Regions from separate parts of the Mus musculus genome. Here regions 1, 2 and 3 are each linked to region 4. A link is a loop called in an ENCODE intact Hi-C map of the cell type or tissue named here. Cell type or tissue: gastrocnemius. All regions are shown on one strand. Each heading gives the region's core, and the rest is flanking DNA. Links, peaks and the distances in the headings are about the cores only. Region 1 overlaps Ror1 (receptor tyrosine kinase-like orphan receptor 1). Region 2 has its middle 68 kb from the start of Gm35701. Region 3 has its middle 78 kb from the start of BC062258. Region 4 overlaps Ror1 (receptor tyrosine kinase-like orphan receptor 1).

Region 1 (7,929 bases), core at 1,463-6,462, 190 kb after region 4:
TTCAACAGACTCCTATAATAACAGCAATAGTTATTGTTATCGTTACTTAAGTGCTGCTGTTCAAATCCAGAGCCTCTCAAATGCTCTACCACTGAGCCTCAACCCCAGCTTGATCTCCCCTCAGTCTTAGTAGGTTCAGCACAAAGAGGGAAAAGACACGATAGCTTTCTAGCTATCAAACAGGGTCTAGGGAAATTTGGAGCTGAGCTGGCTTGTTCTAGAAAGATCTGCAGCTTAGCTTCCCTAGAAAGTCTTCACAATTCATGAATATAGAATAGTCTATGATCACACAACCTGCGACCCCTTGGACAAACATACAGTAGTAACTCACAAGGCTTCATCCCCCTCCCCTAGCAGCTTCCTTTGTAGCTTTTCTGTTTCCCCCAGAAGCCTTTGCGTGTCCCTCTCATCTGCCACCACTGGGATAGATAGAGTTCTCCCACTCTGGAGCAGACAGAACACAAGCTACCAGTTTTGTTTTGCTAGTGGGGAAACCCAGACACAGACTGCCTATGGCTTTCATAACGCACAGTCTCCAAATGCGCCCTGGCCTCTGGTCTACCACTTGTCTCTGCTATACCGCATAAATCACATTCTAAAGGAGACAGCTGGCACTGCTCCTTGAAGGAATGCTGGGAGTGCCACTGGGCTTCGATGAACCAGTCACTGGGTACGTAAGGTGGTGAGGGTGACTGTGAGGACCCTGCTAAGCTGAGGCCTGCTGCCTTTGTGGTGTGCAAGCTACCATCTCTTCTTGCAATTGTCCTTGGGTTGCCTTTGTCATTCATTGGTTCCCTTACACCTTGACACTCCAAGGGCTCACATGAGAATACAGCATCACCACCCCCAGAGAACATGTTAGAAATGCAGACTCTCGAGCTCTACCATAGCACAGCCAACCCAGATAAGGCATCACTGCATGATTCTCAGGAGAGCCTCTTGTGCATCCAAATTGAATATAGTACTGCTCTCATGAACACAAGGTGTGTTGAGTAGTCAATTCAGAATGTGAGATGCTGATAAAATATCCATACTGGCTGCTTGGTTATGATTACTGAATTGCTTCAGTCTTTGATTGTCTACTCAGGAATTCTGCCAGGACTGAGTCCTGGTGCCTGGCATACAGTAGTCTTCAATAAATATTTATAGGAGGAACTGAAGATAAATTATCTAATAAATTGGTACGTTCATAAAGTCTCCCCTTGTTCCTACTGTTTCTTTCCTCTGGAGAGTTAGCTGAATTTATACATGGAAAAAAATAGAGAATAGTGCCAGACAGATACCAAGCGCCGGGCCTGTACTAAGTGCCCTATTAACAGGGTGTGGAGGAGCTGAATTCATGCTGGTGCACTTTGACTTTAAGAGGTCATACATAGCCTGGGCCACCTTGGAACTCCGTGAGAAGGTCGGCTAGTTGAAGGGAAGGAAGAAGACTACACTCCGAAGCATATACTAACGCATAGAGAAATTATTCCAGAGGATTCCAGGGAAATGATTAAGTGTCCAGGAGAGGTGGGTTGACAGGTCACTGGCTGTGGTATGTAAACTATGTTTGGCATAGTAGCAAGAAGCAAAGTACTTCCTCCTATCTGTGTCTGCCTCTTGTCTTACTTTTGATATGATGATAAGGGAGACAGGCTAATGAATCATGGTGGTGGACAAGGGCCTGACAGACAAGCTTGATCAGTCCACAAAGACAGACACTTTAGGTTCAAAGAGAGCCTTAGATCTTAATGAGCTTCTCTTGCTAACCACCTCTCCTTGCCTTTGCCTTGCTCGTTCCCATCAAAGCCAGCTTCCTCCTTGACTTCACCCTGACAAGCAGGAAGCTTTCCATTGCTCTGTCATAGGATGCAGGTTCCCTCCCCACTGCCAATGCTGCAACCCCAGGTGTGCTGGGGGTCTCTACCTCCCGCCAATACTCCCCTTATTTGGCAGCTAGATGTTATTTTGATATTTAATTTTTGTCTATTTAATTTTGCAAATATACTAAAAACTTCCATCAGGTCAGGGTCTATCTATATCATGTATTTCTTTGAGATTGCCCATTAATGCCTAAACATATGTAGCATGTGCTGATAGCATGTACAAATAGAGGAAAGAAAGCTAAGAGGTGACAGACAGTTTCCCCGTGGCATTTAATAAAGTAGCAGAGCCTCTCTAACAACCTCCGCATGCAGTGTCTTAAGCTTCGTTTGCCTCTGCTAAACTTAGATTTAGCAGTTGTTCTAGAAGATTGAGCCATCTCATTTTCTCTACATTCTTAGGGCTCACCAGATCACAAAGGAAGCATTCTCTGGGGCAAGTTTTAAGTTATTGTATCATTTCTGTATCACAAATACTTAGTGACTACTCAATAATTGCCAAGGACTATGTTAAATGTTTAGCCACATTAATCATTATGACAGCATGACGGTGCTGGCACATAAGATCTCCTCCTGTATCAAGAAACAGACTCAGTACTGGTCACTCAAGGTCACAGAGTCAGGAAGCATGTGAGCACTTACCTGTGATCCTCCTGTCACCAGGCATCTTCATCTTTGGGGAACTACTGGAAAGATTCTCTAATAGATCGGTTATCTAACGCAATCAAATCTACTCAGTGAATATTGTACATAGGAAAATTCTACCTTTAGGGTAATCCAGCACTGGCTATAAAACATACTCTCTAGGCTGGCTTTTGGCATAAATGTCAAGGACAAAATAATTTTTTTCTCTGATTAAAAGAAAACGTTCTCAGTGGCAGCTATTAAATTCTGCAACTAAAGAAAGAGGGCATTCATCCACACCGGCTCTCTTTGCTCCTTATTCACAATGCTAAGCTCCTATTAGTTGTAAAAAAACAAAAAAGCATTTTTCAACATGTAAATATAATACAGTCCTGCCCAAAACAATGTTAATTTTTTTAAAAATTATGTATTTTCTTAATACATGAAGAAAACCAGCTCTACACTTTGACCCCAGGCACTGAACCATCATTTCAAAAATGTTTCAAAGCATTCTTGTCCCATTATTTACTCTCTAGATATTCCTGTTTTTTGTAAGAAGTGTCAGTTTGAAAATAAGAAAAGAAATCCAGATATGCATTAACAATAATTAATATTGACCTTTCAAGACTAAACGGTTGCATCTCCTTATCAGACTTCGCCTTTTCCCAATGAACAGTCAGACAATTTTTGGATCTTTATCCTTAGGCCTGCACGGCCCTGTCCTCAGATCCTGGGAAGCAGGTGAGGTCCCAGGACACTCTCTGAGCCCTGGCTGCCTGTGAAACCATTTCACACACTCAGCCTCATGCCTCACGACTTGTGTGGGCAGCATTTGGCCGTCTCTCTATTTACACAAACTCCCTAACGGTCTGGCACCACTGACGTCTCAGAGGGAGGCACAGTACATAGAGTGTTTCACAAGAAAATCTTTAAACAAAAGGAATTAAAGAAAATCCCTGTTTAATAGTGAGTTTTTAACCAAGCTCCTAAATTCTCGAGAGCAGTGAAATATTAACTTTCCCCAAGTGGGAACACAGAGCTCGCCTTGTTTCTCTTCATACTCTTGGGTCACAAACCCTCCGGAGAGGAGCGTGCTCCTTCTTAAGAACCTACTGAGATTCCTCATCAGTAGTGGTTGGGAAAGCACAGGATTTGGGCTCACACAGATCTGCGTTCAAATCCTGTTTTCCACCCTCCTCGTGTCTCAAGGAGTTAGTGTATAAATCAGGGATGAAAGTGGTAATGACCTCACTGCTCCTGGATTCTGCAGCAAAAGGTGTCCGCTCAGAGCAAGCACGCAGTGTGGGGTGGCTGAAATACAATCAGCCTGCTGTCATCTGGACCTTTGAAGGGACCTTTCTTCAGCAGAGAGCAGGAAACAGTGACAAAGGTCAGGAACCAGCCCTACTCTGTGCCTCTGGCTCTGGTTTAGTGCCCCCTTGTGGCTACCCTTCCTAGCCCTCCTTCCTTGCCTTTGTGGTAAACCAAGCAGTACCTAAGTCATTCAGGGTCATTCCATCAGAAGGTGCTGTGGGGGATCTGCATTACAGAGTCACTGTTTTGTGCTGTCTGCTAAAGGCTGAATTAGTGTGATCAACTTGACTGATCACACCCTCTTCCACAGCACTGTGGGTCCCAAGTGACTTCTCCTTACTGCCTCGGCATGAAGCAAGGAAAAACACACCCTCCGTCAGTACCCTGTTACAAGCCCAAGAGGGTTCTAGAGAATCCCAGGGCAACCATTTTTCTTGCCCATGTCCCAGAGCCATGGTGGCATTCCACACAAGAGGCCTGCTTTGACCAGGAGCAGGTAGCAACTCTAACAGCCTGCCACATTCCCCACTTCCAGCCACAGCCATTTCCTGTGGCCAGCACGCTCCCCGCATGGTCTAGAAATCCTTTGCCACATGGTTCCATTTGCCTGTACGTTCAACCTTGATTTTGTGGCATGTACTCGTTTTGGCTATGTAAGATGTTGACTCACTAAGGTGACACGATGTCATTTCTGCATCAGTTTCCATGAAATAACATATCATATAATCATGTTGGGGGGGGGGAGGTCTCACTACAAAAAGTTAAATTTTTTGATTCTTTTTTTATTAGATATTTTCTTTATTTACATTTCAGATGCTATCCCGAAAGTTCCCTATACCTTCCCCCCACCCCCCGCTGCTCCCCTACCCACCCACTCCCACTTCTTGGCCCTGGCATTCCCTTGTACTGGGGCATATAAAGTTTGCAAGACCAAGGGGCCTCTTTTCTCAATGATGGCCGACTAGGCCATCTTCTGTTATATATGCAGCTAGAGACACAAGTTAATTTTTAAAAAAATGATTGGAAGTTAAATACAATTGGTGGATATTCAATCATGTGTCTAATACAATTAAATGAGAAGCCATTTTATTTTAATAGAATGAATAAAAACTTAAAAGTATACACTAAAAAATCAAAAATAGAGTTTGTTCAATTGTAGAATTATAACTGTAGAATTTTTTCCCCATCTCATTTGCTTAGGTGTTTTAACTAAGATATGTTCTTCAGTTTTTCACTCAGCAAACACTTGTACCTTCTAAGTATCAGGCTTGTGGCAATACCAACATCACTACAAAGCCAACTTAGCCTGAATGACCCCCACAATATAACAATGGTACTCAACCTGTGGGGTCATGACCCTTTGACAAAACTCTGTCTCCATAAGTATGTAAGTATTTACATCATGATCATAACAGTAGCAAAATTACAGTTATGAAGTAGCAATGAAAGCAATTTTATGGTTGGGGGTCACCATAACATGGGGAACTGTATTAAATAGACACAGAATTAGGAAGGTTCAGAGCCACTGAACTGGTAGAGTTCACAGAGATCAATCAAATAAGTATACAAATTCATCCTTATAATCAGGGACAAAAGCCACAAAGGGAGGACATGGGGTACCAAGAGCAGTGTAAGAGAGGGTCAGTATCTCTGACTGGTGGGCTAGATTCAGAGAAAGCACCCTAAAGAAATAACATAGGGCACCAACTATGGACAGAACTGAGGCTGAAGGGAACTGAGGAGGAGGAGGCTCTGCAGGCAGGGGACCAGTACAGGCTCGCTCGGTTGGGGGCTGCCAGTGCAATGACCACCCAGGGATGAGCATCTGATAGATGGATGGGCATAAGGCAAAAAGCAGTGGGGACTTCTGTAAGAGAAGTAAGGGTTTCTGCCTCTGTTTATAACACAGTGGTAAGCGTAGAAGCAGGGGGTGACATGATCAGGGTTGGCCACAAGGGTGACTGTCTGCTGGGCAATGTCAAGGGATCCAAGCAACCAACCAACCAACCAACCAACCAACCAACAAACAAACAAACAAAAAGGATGTAACACCAGGCAGTGGTGGCTCATGCCTTTAATCCTAGCACTTGGGAGGCAGAGGCAGGTGAATTTCTGAGTTTGAGGCCAGCCTGGTCTACAGAGTGAGTTCCAGGACAGTCAGGGCTATATATACAGAGAAACCCTGTCTGGGGGGGGGGGGGGGAAGGGGGGAGATCCAGACTGAGACTCGGTGGATGTAGCAATGCTGGCTGGGGTAAGACCTTGGAGCCAGTCAGGGCTCTCTCCCTTCTCTAGTTTCTGCTGAGAACAAAGTGAACAGCAGTGCCTGGGCACAGAAAGACAAATTCCACTGGCACAATGTTCAAAATGCTATTTTATCTCAAAACCTGGAACCAGTGCTTTGGAGAACAAACGGCAGGTGTATTTACATTAAACATGAAACCCCTTCCGTCCTGTGTTTGTGAAGCACACAGTCTTTTCTTCCCAGCTTCACTGGGGGTTGCCATCTACTATCTCCAATTACCACGCTGCAGTACTCCCCCCCCCCCGCCCCGTCCCGACAAATCTCCTCCTCTCCTCCCTTACTCCTTTCAACCCTTTTTGCAATTATATGCCAGTTGCTTCTGCACCCACAGAAGTATCGGGGCCCCCACAAAGCTCTTCTTCTCCCCTTCCCACCACAATGGTGTCCAGATCACAGGGATCAGGTTGAAGTTATTGTTCCTCCTGAAAGAAGGTTTCTGAGAGCCTCTCACGTGAACATCTCAGCACATCAGGGCAAGGAAAATGGGGGTGGGGGAGCTTCTTCTAGTGGTGGAGGTTAGGAATAGACTGGGGATAAAAACAACCCCACCATTCTAGGATGTTCCCCCAGAGAACGAGTGTGCAGAACAGAATCAGATTCCTAGAAGAACACATGTCTCATAGAGAGGGATCCCATACTGTTTCTTACCAAACAATGCCATTAAGGCATAATCCTTCCCTGGGTATGACTGACTCACTCACTAGCACATTACAGGGTGCTTAGTATCTTCAGTTCTACTAAGTAACAAGTGCCAGGAGGAAACACTCCTCACACACCACACCCTCTGCTATCCACTTCACCCTGCACACCAACTAGCAGCGTTTGTCCCGCTTCTGCCTCAGACTGGAAGCTGTGCAGGAATGACTGTACCAGTACTCAGAAATGTGGTGTCAGAATCAAAACGGGATTTAAAGTCTGACTTTGCCACTTGTTAGTTTAATGAAGATGTGGGCATACCACTCAGCCCTCAGACACTCTATGTCCTCATCTTTTTAAAAGAAGATGTTCACATGGGGACTAAATGAGATAGCCACTCTCTTGCACCTGGTGAAGGGGAGGGGGCATTCTGGTCCAGTTCTCACTGTGAAAACACTGCCCCCCACCCCACCTCCACGATGCTTAGCAACCTGCAGAGGCTCACTTAGATCCAGCTGTTCTCCCAAGCTGGGTTCCTTCATCTCAAAATGTGCTCATCAGCCCTGTTGTACAGAAGCAACACTGGGAAGAAATCAAGTCCACCTAGGACAAATGAAGAGCGAGAGGGGAGGAGCCAGGGCAGATTTCAGCCAATGTTTCCTCTAAAGGTTGACTGTATCGATCACTTCTAAACTGACCTTTGAGAGAAATTGCCCTTTGTCAAGGAGAGAGGAGGACCTTGAGGGTCCTATATGAACAAAATATTTGGTGCTTGACCAAAGCAATAGAGCAATCTGGAAAAAAAAAAAAAAGATTTGTTGACTAAACTTTTAAAAGCCTTAAAAGTCATGCAAAGGTATCTTTACTATCTACAAAGAGATTTCTGAGTTTTCAGTTTCTCTTTTACTCTCTCCTTTCTTCCCTCCCTCTCTCCCCACCTCCCTTCCTTCTTTCCTCCATCCTTCTATCCCTCCATCCACCCCTCCTTCCCTTCCTCCTCCTCTCCCTCCCTCATCTTCCTCACTTCCTCCTTTCCTTCCTCCATCCCTCGATCTATGCATCTACCCATCCCTCCCTCCTTACCTCCCTCCTACTCCTCCTCCTCTCCCTCCTCCCTCCCATCCCTTCCACCTTCCCTCACTTATTCGCTCCACCTCTCACTTCCTCCCTCCATCCCTCTATCCC
Region 2 (7,929 bases), core at 1,122-6,121, 380 kb after region 4:
ATTATCCTTTATAAGGATAGGCAAATTTACCAGATAGATTTTTTTGGTTCAGGTGGGGCAGTGTTCACCAAGAGCAGAGGTTCTTTAAAATGAGGCCTATCTCCTCTCCATCCAGTCTCCCATCCTTACTGGCCCAACTGCTTTCTAATGCTCTCAGCACCAAGACAGATCACTCTCTTCTACCCAGGACCCTGCCACCCTGTCTGCCTCTGCTTCCCCAGGCCAGCCTGAACGAGCCAGAGACATTAGCCTCGGCACTGAGTTATTTTACAACTGCCTGCCTCTGCTTCCCTCTTCCTTCTTCGGCTTGTTGGCACCCTCTCCCTTTCCCAAGCACTGTTATTCAAGAAATATCATCTGCATATATGGGAATCTCTGCCCTGGCCCTGCATTGTTGATAGCTCTGGAGTTGTTTATAAAAATATCCCTGGCATTCCCTGCCGTCATGCTCTGCATCCTGGCTGGCTTTGCCAGTGTGATAAGAAGCACTTTGTTTGCCCTTCGGGGGATTTCTGACCTACCTCACCAGCTTTCCTTCCCAAGCTCACGTTATCCATTAAAAGAACCATAATAAAAATCACACAGATGAATCCTACCCGACCTTTAAGTATCGTCTGTAGCGCACACTTGAATCTGTAGTACTTCGGGAACTACTTAATATCTGAAGACTGGTTAGCTCAGCCAGTAACTTGTCCATTCAACTTGGAACTAGTTAGTTCAGCAGGAGGCTAAAGAACTCAGGTGGAGGTCTGGTTCACAGAATGCAGGGCAGGGTATCTCCTATTTGATTGGAAATTGTAGTTGGTTAATGTGCTTGTTGGCTGATAAGCTCAACTTCCTATAGCCCTGAGCTTTGGAAGAGAGACCCTGATCCTTATCTCACTGAAAGCAAGTCAGCATCACTCTGCCAGGTTCACTAACCACAGACTTTCAGCTTAACCCAGGTAGCAAAATATAGAGGTACAGAAAAAATAGATCCCTGAAGCACATACACATTTGTAAGAACAGCTCTAAACACGAGCTCGACCTTTAGCTCACCTCTAGGATACTAGGTCTAAGTCATCTTTGAACCTCGAGGAGGGTACCAGTAAAGATAATAGTGGTAGTGGAAAATGGGACCATTTTCATCTAGGCATTTCCTCAACAGTTTGCCAGGCATCTACTGTACCCTAGACATCATGCTAAACACCAAGGAGGCAGGCGGACTGCATACAACTTGATGATGCTCTCCAGGAATGTTTCTGTGACTGAAGTTTGGCCCATGGAGCATGAGCAATGCACTGAATACCACGCCCCACCCCACCCCCATCTCCATGGCAAGGTTAGCAAACCTATCTCTTTTTGTTCTGAGAAAGGCGGGCCATCCAGAGGCCTTTCAGCTTCCTTCTGGTATATCTTTGGCTTGTCTGTGCTATCTTCGCTCTTGCTTTCTCCATCACACCACCGGACATAAGTCCTCCACCTGGGAACTCGACGTATGCCCCTAGTATTTTGCACCTGCTTTCTATCGAATGTCTTGTGCCTAAAATCATGCATTTATCTCTCTTCTTTTTGTAAATACAGGTCTCCTCCGTGAGTTGAACAGTTGTGACAAACTATCTTTCCTGTTAATCCCCCAAGTCTCTCGAGACATATAAGGGGTACAGATGGGGGTCCGTGTTTTCCTGGCGTTCCATTGATGTGCCCTTTTGAATGAAAAGCTTCTCACCTTAACTTTACCAATCCTGAATCTCTCTAAGGCAACTGATGTTTATACTCTCTGTGTCTTAGTAGATTCAGGTTGCCATAAGAAAACTACATAAACTGAGTAGATTATAGACAACAGAAATTTGTTTCACGTGTATTTGGAAACTGGGAAATCTAGATTTGGTAACAGCCTGGGCTATATAGCGAGACTCCGTTCTGAGCAGGCGAGCAAGCAAACAGTTGACTGAGACTAGACTATGGAGGCATGCTTCCACGGAAGTAACAGAGATTCAGGGGTCAGAAGGACCTGGAAACCCTGGGCAAAGATGACTGAGGGAAGAGATTGGTCACATGCTGGCTGTTGGGGGATATTAAGCTGGAAGATGACTTTTAGATTTGACAGAGATCGCTGACCCACAGACAATATCTTCTTTCTGTGTTCTCACATCGTACAGGGGCTAAGAAGTATCTCTCTGGCTTCTTGTCTATGACACTAATGTCACGCCTATGGCCTGATTACTTCTTCAAAGATCCACTTTCAAATGCCACCATAACCTTGGTGATTAGGATTTCAGCGTATTAGCTTGATGGGACAAAACATTCAGACCACAGCACTTCACCACCTAACTTACTCCAAAGATATCAGAGCACTATTCCTCCTGCTTATAGACTCCTGAACATGCACCATCTATGTTTCCCCCTGAGGGTTGTCATAGTTTCCTTTCAAAAGCCACCAGCGATCTCTGTCAAATCTAAAAGTCATCTTCCAGCTTAATATGTGAAAGTGTCCATGAGCTCTCTGGAGTATGGAGACGGTTGTATAAGTCGAAAGCCTCGATTCACTGTGTAGAGGTCATTTGCTTTTCACATCTTATAAAGCACATCCCAGGACCAAAGCATCGGGCTGTTCATTACCACGTGCTCAAAGCCTGCCATTTCTATTTTGCTAGCCGGTGGGTTGCTGCATTGGAGGCTCCTGGCTTTCTAGAATACCACCAAGTAATTGCCTTACAAATCCTGAAGATCAATTGTTCCACAAAGACATATTATGTCTTAACACCGGTGAACATTTTTGTGTTTTTTCAGTTTTGTTTTAATTCCCAAACACTTGTTAGTTTTGCTGAAATCTCACAGGTTTTACATTGGACCTGATTTCTTTTTAGTATATGATATAAGAACCTGCGAACAGACCATAAAGCCTTGAGGCAGGTTTCTACAAGAGAAAGGGGGAAAGATTTTTACTGCTGTCTTTATTTTTCCAGCTCCTGCATAAATAAGGGAAGTTAAGCATACTTCCTGTAGGCTTTCAGCCACAAGGACCAACTCTGAACTGTCATGTTGCCGCCCTCTACTGGTAGCAATGGCAGCTGATCTGCTTTCTAAAGCTAAGGTTGGGTCTTTGGCTTTGAAAACATCAAGAGTTTGGGGGCTAAAAAAAAATGTTTTTGTTTGTCAGAATTTGACGAGCAGAGGCAGATACAATTGGCTCCCTGAAGTAAAAAGCTCTCTTCTGTTTCAGAACCCTTTAGATGAACTCTTCTGTAGTTCTTATAGTCACTAAGTCATAATCACACCTGTTTATATTTGTTTACTGTTGTAGGTCACAGGTCTTGAATTATAGCAGGTGCTCAATTAATGGTCACCAGCTACAGGTATGAGTAAGCTAGCAGAAAAAAACATAGTTTGCATTTTTCATCTTTAGAATTGTTTTTTAAAGGGAAGGAGATGTAGAACATAACTCAATGTTCTTGCTAACAGATTTTAAAATAAAAGCAATGCCTTTCTCCTACAAGTGAGCAGAATAAAATGCCTGGCACTGTTTAGATTGGGGTCATTAGACTTTCAAGCTAATGGCTATACTTTTCATTTCTTTCTTTGAGGTTCTCAGTAATTGCAGGGTGGTTGAATTCTTTTTCTTTTTCTTTTTTTTTTTCCTTTTTTTTTCTTTTCCTTCTTCTTCTAGAAAGCTGAAGAAGGGAAACTAAGTTGCGCGTAGCTGTGGCAATCCAGCAGCCGTGCATGTTCTGCTGGGAATGCCTGCTCTGGGTTTGCCTCCTTCTTCTGGCCTCCTGGAAGCTACAGGCCATGTATAAAACCCAAGATCAGTCACCTGAAACCCTTGCCGTAGACTTGGGCTCCTATGGAAATGGAGAAATCATTAAATGGTTTTATAGCAGCAGTTATGGGGTTGGGCAGAGAGAGGGCTTGGCTGGAGTAGACAAGTCTCCAACAAAAGGGAAGCAACCTGAACTAGGGGTGTAGCTGAGTGGAAGAGTGCTTGCTTAGCATGTGGGCTGCCCCTGGTTCAATCCCCAGCGCCAAGGGCAGGAGGCTGGGAGACAACAAGAAGGTTCCATTCTCAGAGCCTTGGGGAACCATCTGAGGTCTCACCTGTATTCCCAGATTTTCTGGTATCTGTGACTTCTAGTTAGTTCACCTGTTACCTTAATGAAACCAGAGACTATTTCTGTACTTTATATAATAATAATAATAATAATAATAATAATAATAATAATAATAATAAATGTAATATCAGCCAACAGAAAGGGAGATGCCAGGAAAGAGAGAGAGAGAGAGAGAGAGAGAGAGAGAGAGAGAGAGAGAGAGAGAGAGAGAGAGAGAAGAAAGTGAGGGAGGGGAGAAGAAAGAAGGGGACAGAAGAAAGAAGAGAAGGGACCAAAGAAAATGAAGCTGGAGATGTCTTCTGGTTGATAGATGGTGCCTTGCACATGCTCAGTGCATGGTGGGCATCCCCAAAGTCAGACAAGAGGAAAACTGATTTTCAATATTCATTGTCTGGGTTGTTTTGTCTTGGTTTTGCCCTTTTGTTTGTTTGGGGTTTGTTTCGTGGAGTTCTTCTCAGGTGGGTTCTTACTCTGTCACCTTGACTCAAATAGCTTCTGGGGGGAATTATAAATGTGAGCCACCATGTCCAGCCAAAAATCTCCTTTTTAATAAAGCACAGAATTCTTGTTTGGTATGGCAACTCTAGCAGCCCTTTCAGGGCCAACCAAACCTAAATCAGCCACTCAGAGTGCTTGGTCCACTGACCATCAGGAGCTACCTGGAGGCTCCAGAAAAAGCAATTATCTGCCTCTTCTCATATCCACTAAGTCCAAATCTGCATTTTAACAATGCCCTGAGAGGTTCCTGAGTACATCCCACTGTGAAAAGTCTCTGAGATCCAGGCTGCCTTACCATCTCAAACCTCACGGTTTCATCAACACAGTGAAGAAAATAAAGCCAACTAGACTATGGTTGGAACCTGTGAAACTACTAATATGTCACCATTTCCACCTACAGAAACAGTATTGTATTCATATGATTCAAAACATTAAGTAAAGTTGTCCATAGCTGGAAAGAAGGTGAGATGAGTAAAATTGTCTCTAGACTAACTCTTAGTTAGTTAGTTAGTTAGTTAGTTAGTTAGTTGTTAATTTTCAAACAAACTCTCAATGCTTAAAACTCTGGAAGCAAGCCACTATATCTTGGGTAGAAAGGGAGACGTTAATGAGTGAGTTATTCTATTCAATTGTGCATTGTTTCCTTTGAGTCTCATCTGTGCTATTTATTATACAAGATACTGAGGATCCTGAGTCCCCAGGCTGGAGTCCTTGATGGAGAATGAGCTTGGAGGTACTCAGCTTTGCTACTGGCCCACAACATGAGACATCATTACATCCATTCTTTCAACCTACTCTCTCACACACAAAGCCTTCAGAAGGGATTCAGTTCCCTGCAGAAATATGAAGACTAAGGCTGAGAATTTAGCAAATGTCCAAGACCAGCTGGTGAATGATGAAATTAAAGATAGAATCTAGTCCAGGTTTCCTAACCATGTGGTCAATGCTACACTGTATCAGCATGGCATGTGGAGCCCACAGATCTACTTTCCTTCCTTACTTTCTTTCCTTTCCTTCTTTCTTTCTTTCTTTCTTTCTTTCTTTCTTTCTTTCTTTCTTTCTTCCTTCCTTCCTTCCTTTCTTTCTTTTTTCCTTCCTTCCTTCCTTCCTTCATTCCTTCCTTCCTTCCTTTCTTCCTTTGCTTTTCTCTCTTTCTTTCTCTCATACTTTCTCTCTTTCTTTCTTTCTTTCTTTCTTTCTTTCTTTCTTTCTTTCTTCCTTCCTTCCTTCCTTCCTTCCTTCCTTTCTTTCTTTCTTTCTTTCTTTCTTTCTTTCTTTCTTTCTTTTTTTCAACTGCTTCATTCTTTTCTAATCTTATCACCCCCTTACTCCTTCTGACATCCAACTCTAATTTGGTAAGCAGTTGAATCACACAACAAATTGCTTAGTTTGGAAAGGAAGGACTGCTTTTTATTTGGATCAACTTGGTAGTATCTCCTGGGTTACTGTAAAAGAAAATATTATGGCCCTTGATGAGTATTTTATCACCTATCCAGTTTCAACTTGTTCTGGAAATTTCGAGTGCTTTCTTCAGCTTCTTGACAGCGTACTCCCAAGCCTGGAATCCAAGTTGTGTTACAGTCATTGCTGAAGGCCAACAGTACAGAGTCTGCACTTGGGTGCCCTAGCATTGCACAGCACAGATAGGCTACCTATCAAGCCTTAATGGAAAAATACAAACCTGCTATAGTTGCTATCATTGAGGTCTTTGCTAGGTCTGGCATCACTGCAATGGTAGCAGAGACTGCTGCATCCACCCCACCCCCAAACTCACCCCAAGTCTTCCTCTCCACTGCAGGGTGAACTGGTTCCAAAGACTCTCAGCCTTTCAGCACTGGCTCTCTTTACCGTAAGTCCCTCCTTCTCCATTTCCCTTTTCATTTTCTTTCCCAATTTTCCCTCCACCCCAATTCTGTGGTGATGCAAATTGAATTCAGGGTCTTGTGTATCTCAGGCAAGCATTTTACCACTGAGTTACAGCCCCAGTATTTTTGTTTGTTTGTTTTAATTTGATTCAGGATCTTACTAAGTTAACAGGCTAGCCTCAAACACACCGAGGCCCAAACAGGCCTTGGGAGTTACTGCTTTTCCTACCTCAGTCTTCTAAGTGACTGGGATTACAGGCATGTACAAAGAGACACACTTCTCACCTCTTCCTCAGTGGAAGGAAGCAGCCCTGCATGTAGATTAGGTAAGATAGACAAGTCCTATATTTGATAGGCAGCCCCCATGGGTGATTCCTTTACTCCTCGGGCAGGTTTATTCTAAGGTATTAGCTCCCAGAGTTTCCCTAATGGGATGAAGTTGTATATGGCATCTCTCATGTTAGGAACGGGACTATTACCTATTTCATTACTTTTGAACTCAGTGATGTCTCAGCCCCGTGCCTACCTCAGCTTCCTGATTGGCCACTTCCTGCATCCTTTTACCTGCTGCTTTGGGGCTCACTCTGGTGACCCCATCCTTCTGTATCCTTAGTTCTGGCTTCTAGAGACCCTGATGGTAGCTCAATGTTATCAAGTATACTTTCCTAACATACTTGGGTCCTGGGTTTGGTCCTCAGCCCCCTGTCCTTCAGAAAGAGAGACCCTGATAGAAATCTGGGCTCAGATGAATACATTATCAGACATGATTTCTACAACTGCCTTCCTCCTTGCCTTCCCCAGACGTTGGAAGAGCTTTTGCTGCCAAAATGACCTGGCAAGAGCCTCAAAGATGCAAAGAATCCCAGGACCCAGAAGGAGAGTCTTGCTGGAGCCTCAGAATAAGCCAGCACATGGAGACTCAGACTCCATGGAGCCCTCAAAGATTTCCTGAAAAGCTTCCTGACTCCTTTGTTTCTTGACAACTGAGGGAAGTGGGTAAACCAGTGAAGACTCTTGATCCAACAGCTATTAAACAGGCATCCTGTAGGTCCCCGAGATCATGCACATTCACAAGCAGACAGAAAAAAGCATAAAATATGGCAATCTATTTAAGGCTTTTACGTGGCTTTTAAAACCATTAAAAAATTAATAACTCTCCATATATATATATATATATATACATATACATATACATATATATATATATATATATATATATATATATATATATATTATTTCAGGAAGTTTCTAGAGCAGTAGGTTTCTAATTTTTTCTCCCTTACTTTTGAGACAGTATCCTCCACAAAGCCTGGAGCTAACAAGTTCTGGTAGAGTTGCTGGCAGGAAGCCCCAAGGATGCTCTTGGTCTCTCTTCCTGAAGCACCGAGATTACAAGTGTGTACCACAGATTCCATGTGAGTTCTGGAAATTCAAAAACCTGTCCTCGTGCCTGAGTGGTAATTTCTGGAGATTCA
Region 3 (7,929 bases), core at 1,290-6,289, 400 kb after region 4:
AGTTGTGCAGATCTTCCCTTGGACTTTGATCCTCCTTTTGGCAGCACCCTGCACTGGCCTTCAGGGAAATGAGTAATGAGAGATTTTGCAAGCAGGAGAGGGCCTGGGCCAAAACCAAAGAGGAGGGCCAAGTCCCCTTAAGGAGAGGATCCTGAAGCGGTTGAAAGGAACTAAAGCTATACTCAGCTCTCCCTTGGGTTTGTATAAATCCTTTACTTTTTAGTCTCTAAGAAACTAAGGTCTTTGGAACCATTAGAGACTTCCAGGAAAAGAACAAATAATGGGGAGATGGTATAAATGTATGTGTGGAGTGAGTCGTGAAAGGCACTGGGGTCTGCCCACAACCAGGCTCCTATGTGCTGCTGGAACACATTAGCTAGGCATGCTAGAATCATGCGAAGGCCAGTTTGGGGCCAAACCTAAGGTCTAAGGCCCCCACCCTTCACCTCCATCTCCTGTTCCGTCTGTAAGGAACACTGTCCATACCCTAATTCACACGGCGCCAGGCTTTTGGGCTCTCATCTGCCTACACATTCTGATGCCCAATTTCTCTGTTTCTGATTGGCTCTGCATCCTAAGGCTTCTTCACAGACAGCCCTTGGGCCCCTCTGTCCACTGGATTCTGCTGGGACTCAGCCAGTGGGAGGCACTAGTGTGAAGTGGAAAATAGGGCCAGGGAGGGAGGCTGGGGTGTGGTGAGCATGTGGTAAGGAGTGTGGCTGCTAGGACTGGGTTCAGTGCAAAGGCCTGGAAAGTGTGGGGGCTGCTGGGTAGAGCTCAGTACTGATAACCTGAAAGTGAAAGCAATGGCTCCCAGAAGTACTTCTTTCCTGGTGAAGAATGACCAGGAACCATTTAGGTAGACTTGTATACAGCTTCAAGATGGCAGTCTGGTCCCTGCAATGCTTGTACCTAGGTGTGGGACCAGAACTGTTTGAGCAAAGGAAAAGCATGTCCAGCCCTTCTAATTTAGCCCACCAGGTGCACAATACCTACATTGATGCTGCTCAGAAACTGGGCATCTGAAAGATGCATGCCTGCCTGATGTGCTACCTGGCCTCCTAACTTTAGTTTATTTATTCTCTAGATGAGAGCCAGGCTTCTCTTAGTCACTTAGGAATATAGGGGTCTCACACACACAGACTGCATTTTACGGACTCCCAAGCACTGCTTGTGTGTTTGCACAATCCAAACACAGGACTGTGCAAGGCAAGGCTCTCAGACTGGCTATGACGGCTCCTTCCGTGGACGCTCCTGGGTATGCCTAAAGGAACGTGACTGGGCTGCAGGTCTTGGGGGGACCAGTGAATATGACGGGGTTCACTGAATTTCTTTGCTTGAGCACCCCTGGCAATTGCATTTGTTCTGAAAGTATCTCATGGTGTTGCCCAGGCTAAACTCACACTCATACACAAATTTCCCGCCCAGCCTCCTTGGTGTTGGGGTCACATCATGAGCCATCACACCTGGCTGTACTTTGAGGATCTCTCTGCTGCTCACATGACTTTTGCGTCTATGAGGGAATCAATGGCTCTATTCTTTCTAAATATCTTAATGACCAAGGAGTTGTTTTTAGAATGTTCCTTGGCATATGTATTTCTGGAAACCTAATCCTTACCTTAGCCCATGATTCCAAGAGAATTTTTAACAATGAAGAAAAGAAGAGGCTACATTCTTGGCTTCCCTGGAGGTCAAGATTTCAGAGAAATTAACTGCAGAGACGGGAATGTGTTCATGCTCTAGCTATGAGTTTTGTTCTCAACTCACTAGCTGTATGTCCTTGACCCAGGCATTGTCTCTAAACCTCACTTTCCTAATCTGTAAAATGGGGCTATTGCACTCATCGTATATTAGGGATCTAATGAGAATGGACGTGGAGTATATGTGAGGCCTCAATGTTGAACACAGTGTAAATGCCCAAAAGAAGCCTTTTTTAGAGCCATGGAAAAATATCACTTTTCCTAGGCATATTTTAACTCCAGTGCTTGTTTCAGGAGAGAAGATGGAGAGAGAGAGAGAGAGAGAGAGAGAGAGAGAGAGAGAGAGAGAGAGAGAGAGAGAACACAAACAATCTGGCTTGGAAGGGAACTTACTCTTTGAAGCTGACAAGTGTAATTTGTCTTGAGACTGCCAAGCGCTAGGGTTGAGCCTTCGTGTGGGAAAGAAGAGACAAGCAAGATTAATCTGGGGCCTTCATTACTTACTCCATCTGGCCTGGTTTGGCACAGCCCCTTCCCTCTATAGGCAGATTATTCCTTCAAAAGCCTCAGCAGAGGGCTCTCTAATGGGTTCTGACATGGCAGGAATGGGGTTCACACAGCTCTGAGATAAGGGCCCAAGACGAGGCCAAAATGCTTCCAGCACGACAGCCCAGATGCTCTGCCACAGAAGGCAGAAATGCACTGAAAAGGAGCCAAGGCCTCTGGGACGGGTGAAACCAGGATCCCAGAAGCACCTGGTCTCCACCCTGGGGAACAGCCGGAGCCGCCTTGTGGGCCGGGCTGGTGACATGGCTTACCTGACTGGGATGTGGTCCAATGACCACAGGCACTTGGTAATCTGGTTTTACAGTCACACTGGGGATAAAAGAAGTGGCTAGGAAGAAGGTTGGTTTTAAAATTTTTCTAGCAAAAACTTTGTGGATTTTTCCTCACACCCTCATCCTTATGCGTGTGGTAGTGGTGTGGGGAGGGGGGGGAGTACTTACGTAATCACATATCTGCAAAGCAGGCAGTGTTAATATTGGGGAGTGGGGGTGGAACAAGGAGCTTGCCCAAGGTCACATCTTAGGTGACTGATCCAAGACCACATGTGAGGGTAATTGGTTCAGTCTATACTCACTGTAGCAACTTCCACATCTCAGGCAGAAATTAGAAATTACGAGTAGGGAGAATCTTCCACGGCCCCCAGAGGTAGCAACTCCATGATCTGACCCTTGTCTTCTGAGACAAGCTGGGGCCAGAGGTAGGGGGTGGGGGCACTTTTGAGCTACCCTCAGATAGATGGAGTCCTCAAACCACACAGAAAAGCAGATGAATCAATCAGGACTTTGCTTGTGTTGGAGTTGGACACGTCTGTCTCTGGAACAAAGGCTCTGCTCTTTTGAACACACACACAGTTCTGTTCTGAGAGCCTTCACTGGTGTTCCAGGGCTGCAAAGGGCAAAGTCCAGCTCCAACCGGATAGCTCCCAGGGCTGGAGTCTTGTTTAAGAGCCTGGGCAAACCAGAGGCTATACAACACTGCCATCTCCTGGGAGCAAGGGCCACTCTGGTATGCAGACAGAAATCAGCAGAAAGCCCAGGACTAGATGAGTGAGGCAAGAGGCTGCTCTCTTCTTTTTATGGAGATTTCTGTGGTGACACTGTGATCAGCACTGCCTGTGTTTATCCACGGGCTAGCAAATCTCATGGAAACCAAAAACGTCCAAGTCAGATATTCATTCTTTTTGTTTTCAACTGACAAATATCAACAGAACCCCTGTTTCCTATGATGCGCTGTTACATGCTAAACGCATTGCAGCATGGCTGAGGTGAAGCTAAGTTAAGTAGTTGTCAGCAGGCACAGTGAGTCGTCATCTGTGTAATTCTAGCAGTCAGGGAGAGATCATGGCCAACCTAAGGTAGGTTCTAGGGCAGCTTGAGACCCCGTTTCACCTACCGCTTCCTGGATAAATGACTTCTAAGTTCCTGAAGCTCATAGCTGAGTGGAGAAGATGGACTATAAACAAGAAACAGTCTCACTGTGGAGGGCTTTGTTCATCTTGATTGTGGTGGGCTCATGGGGAAAAGCTCAAGTAGGAATCACCATGGGGGAGGGGAGACCCTGCACAGTCAGACAGCTTGGGAAGCCTTCAGTAAGAACATGACCTATATCCAGACACTTAGTCACACGGTCACAGGGTGAGTGGAAGATCGGATAGTGTGAAGGCTCTGACACGGGGATCCTGGCTCAGCACAAGAACTGGAGAAGATTTGTACGGTTGATCATTGAAAAAACAGGAAAAGAGATAAGATAATACGGAGTTCACAGAGGGCCTTGCCCTACCATGATTAAGTCTTTTTTAAAAACATGTAACAAAAACTCATCACAAAATAGTTTTAGCTCAAAAAATAATGCACTGATTTCTATAACTCTAAATTCTGGTGTTCAAACTTCAAGCAAGGCTAGATCCAGGAGCTTAGATAGTGCCACTAAGACTTTCTTTTTCTACTAATTAATTGTCTCCATTTGTTTCTGTATTTCTTTTTCTGTTTAGTATGTAAATGCACGTGCATGTGTGAATAGATGCCATCAGAGGTCAGAAGGTATCTGATCTCTGGCATCCCCTGATTCTGGAGTTGCAGGTGGTTTTGAGCTGCCCTGTGTTGTGCTGGGAAGAGAACTCAGTTCCTCTGCAAGAGCAGCAAGCAATCTTAACTGCTGAGCCATCTCTCCAACACTGTCTCTCTGTTTCTTAGTTAGACTTATTCTCTCTTTCATTAACAGATTCTGTTGGTCTGGTAAGAAAACTGTCACTGATATTTGCCAGGCCTCTATCTTTACAATCTAAGTATGATCCAAAAGGAAAAGAGATTTATCCTGCTATCTCAAAATGGGAGGATAAAAATGAAGGACAAAGTATGGCACTCTTTGGTTCATGTACATACCTGATGAGCCAATGTGTGTGGTGGGTCATCAAAAGGGACGAGGTCTAACCTGAGCCATGCTCCACCCCTCTGACTTGTGTATGATTGAGAGTAAAGGCAGGAAAACGTGGGTGCTGTGGCTGACGATAGTCTTGGGATCATAAGACTTGGGGAGGAGTCTCCACCAAGACAAAGCAGGCGGACCGCAGAAGAGAAACTGGTAAAGATGGGCTATACTTGTCGCCTGACAAAACAACAGTGACAGAGTTCTGTGAAGGGTTATTATACAAGAAGAAAACAAAGATTGAAAAAAAAAAAAAAAAAAGACCACACAGGTGTGACCTTGTACATCTTTAAACACAACTTTTGCTAGGCAGAGGCAGACAGATTGTGTCAAGGTTAGGCCAACATGATCTTACACGGTGAATTCCAGGCCACCCAGGACTACAAATTCATAGTGACCCTCTGTCTCAACACAGACAAACAAAGACCGTACTGGCTATTACAAGACTGGAATGGAGGGAGCATGGAAGCAGAGAGAACTTCAGATTCTAGTTCAAATCAACCATCTCCTTCCTACCTAGGGATTACACAGAAACACCCAAAAAACTACAGTAACTGCACTTTCTGAGTATACACGGACCTTGGGCTTAGTCCCCAGCGCCACACACATACAGAAGACCAGAGTAAAGCCATTTTGAGCACAATAGAACTTGCAGGAAAGTATGAGATGTCTTCATGGACCAAAGACAAGGAGGAAACAGAAAGAAGATGAGAGTTAAGTGTGTGGCTGATGCTGCAGTTAGCTCCTTGGCAAAGTCTTCCAGCCTCAGATGGCCATGATGCTCAAATGGTTAACAGTCATGTGGGAGAGGGAGACAAGGTCCAAAATGTATCTGAGGATTTTCCTCCTATTACTTGACATCCACACACAACAGGGCACTTCAGCAGTACTGAAATAAGGAATAAAACACTGAATGAATATGTTCAGAAACACTGAATTATCTAAATAAAAGAATACATCCTTTGCCAATTAAAGGTCATAGGTTACAAGTGTTTGCCCTGGCCTGGACTTTGGCAGAAAATGTCTTTATAAACATGGGTTTGTCTCTAGGGGTACATTGAGATGGCCAGTGAACTAAAGGCTTCCATTGCTCACTGCAGACAGAGCAGCCTCTAACTATTGCACACAATTTTTATACTGTTATTTGCTATGATGATATATTATTTAGTTTTTATTACTTTTTTTTAACAGCCCAGTCCTTACTCCCTTCCTGGTCTGCTCTCCCACAGTTCCTCATCCCATTCCTCCTTCCCCCTTTCTCCAAGAGGATGTCCCCACCTCCAACCCCACCACCCTGACAGGCCTCCCCACTCCCCGGTGCTTCAAGTCTCTCAAGGGTTATGTGCATCTACTCTCACTGAGGCCAGACCTGGCAGTCCTCTGCTGTATTCATGTTGGGGGACTCAGATCAGCTAGTGTGTACAGCCTGGTTGGTGGCTTAGTGTCTGAGAGATCCCAGGGGTCCAGGTTGAGACTGCTGGTCTTCCCAAGAAGACCCAGAATTAAACCCATACACCTATGGTCACCTGATCTTTGACAAAGAAGCACTCAGTTTTGAAATGCAGGCTCCACCACCATAGATAGGAATTCCATTTGGACTCCAACAAACCTGCTTCCTCTTGGGGGAGCCCAAAGTCTAGAGCCCTAGCTTTATTAAAATAAGAGCTGTACAGCCACAGAAGTCAGATGTTTAAACCTTGATTATATGAAATGTCCATCAGAGACAAACCCGTAGTAGGGATGGAAGTAGCTTTGTGAACCCCAGGAGCCCTGCCCTGCTAAGAGCGGAGAGTGACGGCTAAGAGACGCCATGTTTGTTGTGACAGTGAAGAAAGTGATCCTGAACTGGGTAAGAGTGGACGCGTGCCCACCACTTGTGACTATAATAAACTCTACATTTTAAAGGGCTGACTTTTCTTGATATATGATTGTATCTCTGTTTTTGAAAAGGAGCTCTAGATTCGACTGCCTGCCTGCCAGTCAGACCCACAAGTCACACAGCCTCTCCGAACCTCAGTTTCCTTTTAAGGAAAATAAGGATAGAAGGCTGAAAAGTTCTCTTATGGAGCATGAGCAAACTCATGTAGCATGATACTTCTACCTGTGTGGTTTTAACATGCAGAGTTACAAGGTCGTTCCCCAAGCAGGCCGTGACAAGAATAAGACCCACTTTGGGCTGGCTCAGCAGTTCAGAGTACTTGCTGCTCTTGCAGAGGACCTGGATCCTGTTCCCATCATCCCTGTGACAGCTCAATTCTAACGGACCCAGTGCCCTCTTCTGGCCTAGGTGCACACCAGGCACACATGCAATACAGGTAGACATGCATGCCTGTGAAATAAAAACAAGTCTTTAAGAATAAGACCCACTTGAAACACAGGGGACACATGTTCATATGCTTAGGATTGGTCACATCAGACACATTATATAACTGACAGAAAAAAAATTAACCACATTAATCAGGACTTGTCCCAGTCTGTGACTCAAGCTCTATGTGCCAATGGCAAGCAAGCCAGGACTTAGCTAAACTATCTGGAACATTTTGTTCACAAGTTAAGTTTTACAAGAGAAAAATACCTCAGCATGAAGTGGGGAAAAAAGGCTTTATGACCTAATAGCAATGTGAAGTATATCATTTCCAGCCATATTTAATCTGTTTTCCTCTACATCCCTAGAATGACTCCTGGCATTGGAACTAATTATTACAGCACAAAGGTGTGGGTAAATTAAATATGAGTGAAGAAAGTGATGGTGAAACCTGGAAGAAGAGGAAATAGGTTAGGAGGTCAGAAAAGTGTTTCAGTCCCCTGTTCATTTATGCTTCAAATGATGACTGAGAAATCTGAGAATTAGCTTAGAGTAGGAACAAGATCGGCTGGGGAGGTAGCTCAGTTGGTAGAGCGCTAACTACATAGAAAGCCCTGAGTGTCAGCCCCATGTTAAACTAGGTGGGGCAGTGCCCACCTGCAATGCCAGCACCTGGGATTCAAAGTCATCATCCCAGGCCAGCCTGGGCTACATGAGACCCATATTCATGAGCAGGGCATAGTCACCTATGCTCAGTATAACCTTGAGCAGGTTGCCTAAGCTTTTGTGCCTCTGCCTTTTCATTTGAAATGAGAGTAAGGATCATGGCAGCTTCACTGCCATGAGCTTTCAACGAGAGCCAGTCAGTTCCCAATTTACAAAAAGCTGGGTGTGAGGGTTTGTGCCTAGTTTTACTGTATCTTGTTATGCCCA
Region 4 (7,929 bases), core at 1,950-6,949:
GTGACATCCCAGTTTCCCCCATTGTTCTGGGAAACCCAGTCCACCTGCACATGGACTATAAAGTTGAATCAGCTCCAAAATAGCTGCAAGCTCTAGGGTTTTCTCACCAACATTTCCATCCTCTCTCATACTTTATAACCATCCAGTAGACATGAACAAACTGACAGCAACTCCATTTTCCTCCCAGACATCCATACTTTTCTGCATCGTTAGTAGCTGAGACAAAGATCACAATTTAGTAGACTGGCCTCGGTCACTGAGCAACGATTGCAAATTCATTTTGCTTCCTGGGTGATTCCAGTGAGACAGAACAGTTTGCTCATTGCTTCCAATAAACCTGTGTGCCAAGACAGTTTCTGTGTCTATGGACTTCCTGGGGAAAAGGCTCTTTTCTACAGGAATGACTGTGATTGGTTGTCTAGCCCTGTGCCTCTGGAGAGCCGGCAACACACACAGCAGAGCACCGCTGTGCAGTGACTACAGGTGCTCCTTGAGGGAGGCACTGGTGCCTGTCAGGAACTGTCAGACAGCTAGGCTTATGTATGATGGAGATAGTTTCTGCTCGAGAGACCATGATCAATAGAATCCACCGTCCTAGGCCTTCTACGTGGGGACCTGGATATTTGAAAGGTGACTGAATACATTAGAGCCAATAACTTCTATTTACCACATGCTGGGATGTCACACAGGTCAGACTTAAAGTTTTCATCCAAGGTAAAGCACCAGGGAGCTTCCTTCTGGTTGCCAGGGTTGCGGCAGTAGGAGTGGCCTCCGTTGAGCTCCGGAAAGCGCAGAGCAGTGAAGCTGTGTGTGTGTGGGTACTGAGAATTCCATGGCTGGCACTGGCGTCCAGACTTGGTCACACTGACGGTTCCCCGGTAGTCTACACCCGTGCTATTGTAGCATTTGTGATCTAAAAAACATAAAAGAAGTCCAGAGTGCTAGTAAGAAACAGAAGGGGATTTGTCCTTCCTAGCAACAGTTTGGGTGTGGGGAGGGGCGGGGTGGGGCAGGCTAAGCACCTGGAAGGTCTTTCTCCAGGCAGATTAGTGCAGGGGTGGGGGTGGGGGGCTGGGGGGGGGGAAGGGAGGGGATCTGTATGCTGGGCTTGGACTCAGGGCCTGCCTTGTACTTATATTCCTGGGAGGATTTAAAGCTTATGCTTCAGGAATAAAATGACTTTCTGCAGTGTTTCTAACTGGGGAATACAAGAAGAAATGGGATTGGGGAGGCAGCTGGGGCACAGGAGGGATTTTTCATGGGTCAGAAGTTAGTGGTTCAAGGAGGATTCAAGGCAAACTTTTTCTTCTATTCCAACTGGGGGTGTCTAGAGATAACTTATGGGAAGTCTACTAGGGGCAGCCTGTGTTTCAAGTGGGAATTGGGTTGTTTGTGCTGATGACGTGGGCCACCCATGAGAAAGCAGGCTCTCTTACATGGTCCTTCAGCTGGCCACAGGGTAAGATAGAAATGTTATACACTAACTCCACAAGTGGCATTAACTACCAAAGAGAATTAATTCTAGATGAACGGCAAACAGGCAGAGGGACAACCTGCTGTCTGGAGCGGGGACAGGACAGAGACAGGGACACACCTTCATGTGTATTTACCAAGTATGGTCTAGCCCACACAACATGAAACATGTGCACACCTGATATGAGCACACCTGATACCTTCCCAGGGCTATACAGCTTCATTCCTTTCTATAACACTCCTGTTATCTTCAAAGTGAACTCCACATCCATCAGACAGTCCCTCCCACCACCACAGCCTCAGAACCTCAAATATACTTCATGTCTCAATGAATCTGTCCATTCTGGACACTTCATAGAACTGGGATCATGCAGTGGTTTCTTGTGTTAGCGTTATATTTCCAAGTTTCACCCAGTTGTGGCATATGTCTGCTTTTCATTCCTTTCATTGATGATATTTCAATACGTGGACATACCATCATTTGTTTTATTAAAAACAAACAAATAAACAAACCCAACCAAGCCACTTATTTTGGGACAAGGTCTCTACTATCCCAGGCTGGTCCTGAACTCACAAACTCACAATGTAGGGAAGGATGGCTTTGAACTGATAATCCTCATGGCCCCATCTTGAGTGCTGGGATTACAGATATACATCACTCAGTTTATGTGATTCTGGGAATGAACCCAGGGCTCTGTGCATGCCCTCCAAACATTCTACCAACTGAGATACATACACCCCCAGCCCCTTTTGTGGATAGTTCTACCACAAACATTCTTAAAACCAATTTATTTTTATTTTTATGTATTTGTGTGCTTTGCCTGTATGTATATGTGTGCATTGCATTCATGCTGGTGCCTATGCATCCAGAAGAGGGCATTGGATCCCCCAACTGGACTTAAAGACAGTTGTGAGCTGCCAGGTGGGTGCTGGGAACTGAACCTGGGTCTTCTGGAAGAACAGTAAGTGCTGTTAACTGCTGATAATCTCGCCAGCCGGCATTGTGATTATTTTTATCTGAATTTCCATTTGAAGACCTGTTTCTAATTCTTTTAGTTATAGGTTCAGGAGTGGAATTGCTGGGACATTTAGTAATTCTGTGTTTAAGTTATTAAAAAAAAATCCTGTATTTTTTTTTTTTTAATTCTCTTTCCATGAAGTTTCGTTGAGGCAATTCTATCTAATCTACCGCAGAATGCTCAGGCACGGTATACGGCTCACTAGAAGGTCAGTGGTCAGTGGGTGCTGTCGTTGTCCCAGTATGAACAGTTACTGTGTGTCAGGGCCAGGTTTCACCACTTACTTTTATTTATAGGATCCGCCATGGGAATGCCAATCCGTATGCAGTTTGCAGCTTCCGGGCTCTCTGGCTGGGGGAGATCCTCACAGTTTGGTAACTTCAGCCTCATCAAAATCATGGGATTTGATCTGGCAAAAATGTACTCTGTCTGACACAGGACATTCTCCAGCACTTCACATTCATCACGACACAAGTCACGGGGCTTTGGGACAGATGAGGTTTCGTCACAGTACGGGAAGGCGTAGTGGCACAAGGAAGGGATGGCGAACTGAGAGCACTTATCAGATAAATGGCTGGAGGTGCCAATCATGGTGAAGGCAGCTGAAAAACAAACAGAGCTATTAACTCCCAGGGGCCAGGGTTTATCTCTGCCGTGATCCAGTCAACAGATACCAGGGAGAAATACACTGCAGGGAATCTGCTGGGCTGAAGCCCACAAGGCCAAGGGAAGGAGATTCATTTCAGATGTCTAAGCATCTCACTTTCACGGGCTTGAAAAAATCATTTTGACTACAAAGTTAGAAAAACAGGATTGAATTACATATGTACCATTTCCTAATAAAAAGAATTAATTGGGTTAAAGTACAATATATTTTTCTTTGTTTTTTTCTCTCTACAGAGAGAGTGTTTCACCCTGTACTTTTTTCTTTTTCTTTTTTTTTTAATTAATTTTCTGAGGCTCTAAGACATCTGACAGCCCAAGGTCAGAGCTTGTTTCAGGCAGGGTTGAGCGGAACATAGCACTGCGTTGCCTGATGGCAAGAGTTGTTGGGTGGCTTTGTATCATTTGCTTCGTTTCATCGTGCCTTGAATACTGTCTATTCCATCTTTGGAAAATGACGCGATACACCAGAAGACCACAGTTCAGTTGTCCCAGTGTGCATCTCCATATCTTGGGGTCTGTTAGCCTAACCTCACACTGCACAGGGCATTGTCCCAGTATGTGTTGTGGGATCTCAGGGTCTGTTAGCCAAATCTTACACTGCAGGGCATCTATCCCAGAAGTGCACCAGCCCTGTAGGCCCCCCAAGAGGCTGGTTACATTGTTTCACAAACTGAGTTCCTTGGGACCATTAATCCCACAGTTTATCAAGGGCTTCTGAGAAGGGCCACAGAGGCTAACAAGTCTGGGAAACGTTGGGTCAAAAAGAATGAAATGAGTTTTCCAAAAACAAAATGGAACTATAATACTTTCCAGCAAGCTGATACCCATGGAACATGTGCAAGAGAGGGCTATTATACATTGTTTACCAAATATTTATATCAGAATGCCATTTATTTAATGTGTATCCTTATTTTAAAGTGTGTCCAAACGCTCTTATACTGGGTAGAAACCCTGGGCTCAGTGGCCCCTCTCTGTCCAGCCTGTGTCTACTCTTGTTTTCAACCTCCACCCCCGCAGCCCCCCACCCCTGAGGGCTTCAGCAAAAGCCACTCCACTTCCTGTCCATGTTTTGGTTCAACAGTTCCCCTCAGCTGCTTCTCAGTTCTGTCAAGTTGCTCAGAGAACAGAGTTTCTGGCCCTTTCTCTCTCCCATATTTCTGTCCTGGATTGGTCCATATGTCTCCTAAAATCTTCAAGTCAAAGTGGTGCATGATGGCCTGCCCCTCCCCCCAGTCTTGTTAGGAAGTGTTTCACTTTGGGGCTCATGGAGAACAGCAAGTCTCTTGATGTTGTCTCTGTAACAACAGCTCTGGGATCAATGTTCTAGTCCTTGTTTGTTCTAGTCTACACCATGCTGCCTCCAAACGCAAGCTCTGTGAGGGTAGAGACACACCTGGCTCCTTCACGCCCTCATAGTCCCGAGTGTCCAGTCTGGTCCCAGGGTACCGAAAGCACTCAGGAATATTTATTGAGTGTTTGCACGAATGTGAGACTTCTCGAAGCTTCCTTTTCCTCCAAGGCTAACCTCTAATAAATTATTTTAATGTAAATTCCAGAGCACAGAGATCACATCTTATGCCTCTTTATGGTCCCACTCCCAACCCTAAGCTTAGCCTAATTCTCTGTCAGGAAAGAAGCCCAGAAAAACTCCTGGCAAGAAAAAAAAATAGTTAAGGAAGGCTAAGTATCACTTCTTTGATGTTACCTACCTGTGATCTGATTTTCTATTTCCCCCTGCATATGCAAAGACTCCATATACACAGTGCGGTTGCCAATAAATCGTGCACATGCAATGCCTCGGTACGGCTGACAGAATCCATCTTCTTCATACTCATCTCTAAAAACAAAGCACAATGATTCTTAGAACAGAACTACCCTCACACACTACTCACTCTGGCTTTGCAATGCTCTAAATGGTCACAAGGGGGCGCAGTTGGGCACCATATAATGAAGACTACATTTACAGACTTTTTTTTTTTTTTTTTATAAATTCAGTTTTCAAACATCCCTTAAAACATCTGTTGGTCACGTTGGTCAAGTTTCCTACACCCCCAGAAAATCATCCTGAAGCGCAAAAATCATCCTTAAATATGGGAAAGAACTTTTATTTTTGCAGCTGGTGGTGTGCTGGAAGATGATGTAGCCCTGTGAGGGAAGAGGAAGCAAGCTGGAAATCTGGGCACATGCGCTACAGTTTTGTTTTGTTTTGTTTTTCTAAGTGCAGATTATTTCTGCTCCATTTGCTACAAAGGCGTGCGCACATTAGCCACAAGATCCACACCAACTGACATGTCAATTAGGAGATCCACAGGGTAGGAAGCTAGTATGGCTAGGAGGGAGGATGGGAGGGTTTCCTGGCTCCTCACTGGGTACAACTTGTCCTGTCTATCTTCAAGAAGCCAGAGCAAGCCACAGACCAAAAGACTGGAGACCAGCCACTCCAAAGAACTCCGAAGCAAGCATCAACAGACACTTTACCTCTCTCTGACCGTTAAAACTTTAAAAAAAAAAAAGGCCATAAGATTTTTGCTACTTTTAAATTAAAATAATAAGTGAACAAGGGAAGTGATTTTATCTTGAAGACAGGGGACGCCAGGCAATGACAAGAAAGCTGTAGTGCCACAAGTCATAGGACAGGAGACCAGGATCCAAGACGGACATCCCACTCCTCAATGGGGATGCACAAGACACAGGGCAGAGCCAGAGGGTAGAACAACAGATGTAGGCTCCCCTGAAGACTGCCTGCTACATCTGTGAGTTCACCTTTACCCCAGTTCTTCCCCTCTGGCTGATGTCAACACCCGTCTCCACGTATCACCCATTTGCCTTTCTTGACTTCTAAGTTAGAAGACAGGGTACCAAAATATTCTTCTTGTGCTCTCTAGGCAGGCTGGCCAAGACCTGTGCATCATGGTCCTTTGCCTTTAAAACAGGCTATAACTGGCCTCTTTGCCCTATAGGTATAAGCTATATGACCCCATCAAATAATATAAAAGCTTATTATTTGTTTGTGTGTTAATTTAGCAGTGCTGGAGATGGAACTAGGGCCTCATACAAGCCAAATGAGTACTTGCCACTGAGCTATGACCCCAGACACATTGATTTTGTTTATGACTGGTCTTTATATGTTGTCCAACCTCACTTTGAAGGTGTACTAGTTCTACCACAGTCTCTCAAGTGGCTGGGAGCTACCATGACTGGCTGCTAGAGAAGTCCCTTGAGACTGCAGAGATAGCACATAGCTGTCACTAATGTATTTATGGCAAACTTAGAGGACACTCATTCAAAAGGAAGACATTTGCTAAGTGCTTAATTTTTCTTTTCTGTTTGTTTCTCTTTCCTTCCTTCTCTCTCTTCCTTCCTTCCTTCCTTCCTTCCTTCCTTCCTTCCTTCCTTCCTTCCTTCCTTCCTTCCTTCCTTCCTTCCTTCCTTTCCTTCTCTCTCTCTTCCTTCCTTTTTTTCCTTCACTCTCTCTTTCTTCCTTCTTTCTTCCTCCCCCCCCCCCCCACTCTCTCTCTTTCACTATGGCCATGAGCAGAGCTATGTAGCTAGGTTTTGCTACCTACAGGTTTCCTATTCCTATGAGACTAGCAGGCTGAGGGTAGCCGCCAAAGGAGTGAAAAGCCATGAGACAGGATTCTCATTTTCTGCAGCTTCCTACACCAAGTCCCTAGACTTGAAGATGAAGATGAACTGAACGTCTTAGGTTCATCCTGAAATAGTTTGTAGAGCAAAGCCTTGGAAACTTCAAACCCATAACAAAGGAGCGTACCGTTTGCCTGACAGGAAGACCTGTGACTCCAGAGCTGCCCAGCCCCTCACGCACCCTACGTGTTTACTGTCAGAAATCCTACAGTAATGATGGAAGCCCTTTTTTGGCTTAAATCTTACCTGGGTTGTAAAATTAACCCAACTTTTATTGGGTAACGAATACCATAAACCTATAGGGAAAAGAAGGCTCTGGATGACCTCAAGTTGCTTTCTGGAAACCGAAGTAGAGACCAGGGTCTGCCCTGACGCACACTGTCCCTGCTACCCCAGGCCTTGCTCTCCTGTTCCCCCACATTAGTGGAGCCAGGATGTTTAAAGCATCTTTGTGAGAAAAGTTTTCCCTCCCTATGTTAAACTCTTAAGGTTTTCATTTATATCTCTTGGGAGGACAAAATCTTGGAACTACCCCCAGATATAAATCTCTAACCCACTGGGAGTTCCTATAGTTTATGAGTGAGGCTTAAGCTAAACTTCTTACCACTTTTCAAGTTCAAGACTCCTAAAAGTACTAAATATTTCTTCTTTTTCAAACTAAAGTGAGATTCAACTGGTTGGCTGCCCATTTCCAATCACCTGTTCACAGTTGCAGGTGTACTGGATTTTATTTTTATTATTATGCCCAGAACTTCTGCAATTTTGACCACTCTCTCTGGGACAGAGATTTCTTAACGAAAGAAAAAACAAAAACAAAACAAAACAAAAAAACCCCAAACCCAAAACAAGCAAGTGAGTATGCATTGCATCTGAGCAACTTTCAGCCTTGGCTGTATGTTAGGCTTTCTGCAGAAACACTTGAGATGGCTCAACTGCTAAAGCTGCTACCTACAGGCTGGACCATCTGAGCTCTGTCAACCCTTGGAAACTCCCTGTCTCCACCATGTAAGTAGAAGAAGAAAGCTGATATCACAATGTTGTCCTCTAACAACAGAAATGTGGTAGCATGCCTACCCAAGTACACCACACATATAACAACAACAACAACAACAGCAGCAGTTCTTCC

What was found. Hi-C counts contacts between places; a loop is a spot of excess contacts. Peaks named below come from ENCODE experiments on the same cell type or tissue, not always from the same donor. Only the 100,000 strongest peaks of a DNase experiment are listed, where the experiment ranks them.
Region 1: a loop joins it to region 4, with 4 times the contacts of the local background. A loop is called at or near these places in 19 of 42 quality-filtered maps.
Region 2: it touches region 4 in a loop (7-fold over the local background); 21 of 42 quality-filtered maps call a loop at or near these places.
Region 3: it touches region 4 in a loop (5-fold over the local background); 5 of 42 quality-filtered maps call a loop at or near these places.

The regions. Positions count from the first base shown.
Region 1 is chr4:100,210,479-100,218,407 of GRCm38, reverse strand. All of the region lies in intron 1 of Ror1 (receptor tyrosine kinase-like orphan receptor 1), which reads right to left. Among named protein-coding and RNA genes, the nearest start is that of Gm12701, 95 kb to the right of the region's middle. In gastrocnemius, for the core only: a CTCF peak has its summit at 3,939 (motif pointing left); DNase peaks (open chromatin) are centred at 2,454, 3,295 and 3,913.
Region 2 is chr4:100,023,930-100,031,858 of GRCm38, reverse strand. No RefSeq gene overlaps it. Among named protein-coding and RNA genes, the nearest start is that of Gm35701, 68 kb to the left of the region's middle. In gastrocnemius, for the core only: a CTCF peak has its summit at 3,032 (motif pointing left); a DNase peak (open chromatin) is centred at 3,032; H3K27ac peaks cover 407 bases.
Region 3 is chr4:100,003,835-100,011,763 of GRCm38, reverse strand. No RefSeq gene overlaps it. Among named protein-coding and RNA genes, the nearest start is that of BC062258, 78 kb to the right of the region's middle. In gastrocnemius, for the core only: a CTCF peak has its summit at 3,250 (motif pointing left); DNase peaks (open chromatin) are centred at 2,360 and 3,225.
Region 4 is chr4:100,404,879-100,412,807 of GRCm38, reverse strand. It overlaps Ror1 (receptor tyrosine kinase-like orphan receptor 1), which reads right to left. Exons shown (of 9, transcript NM_013845.5): 5 at 4,868-4,995; 6 at 2,777-3,094; 7 at 668-913. Among named protein-coding and RNA genes, the nearest start is that of Gm35760, 15 kb to the right of the region's middle. In gastrocnemius, for the core only: a CTCF peak has its summit at 5,061 (motif pointing right); DNase peaks (open chromatin) are centred at 5,075 and 5,456; H3K4me3 peaks cover 427 bases; H3K27ac peaks cover 2,055 bases.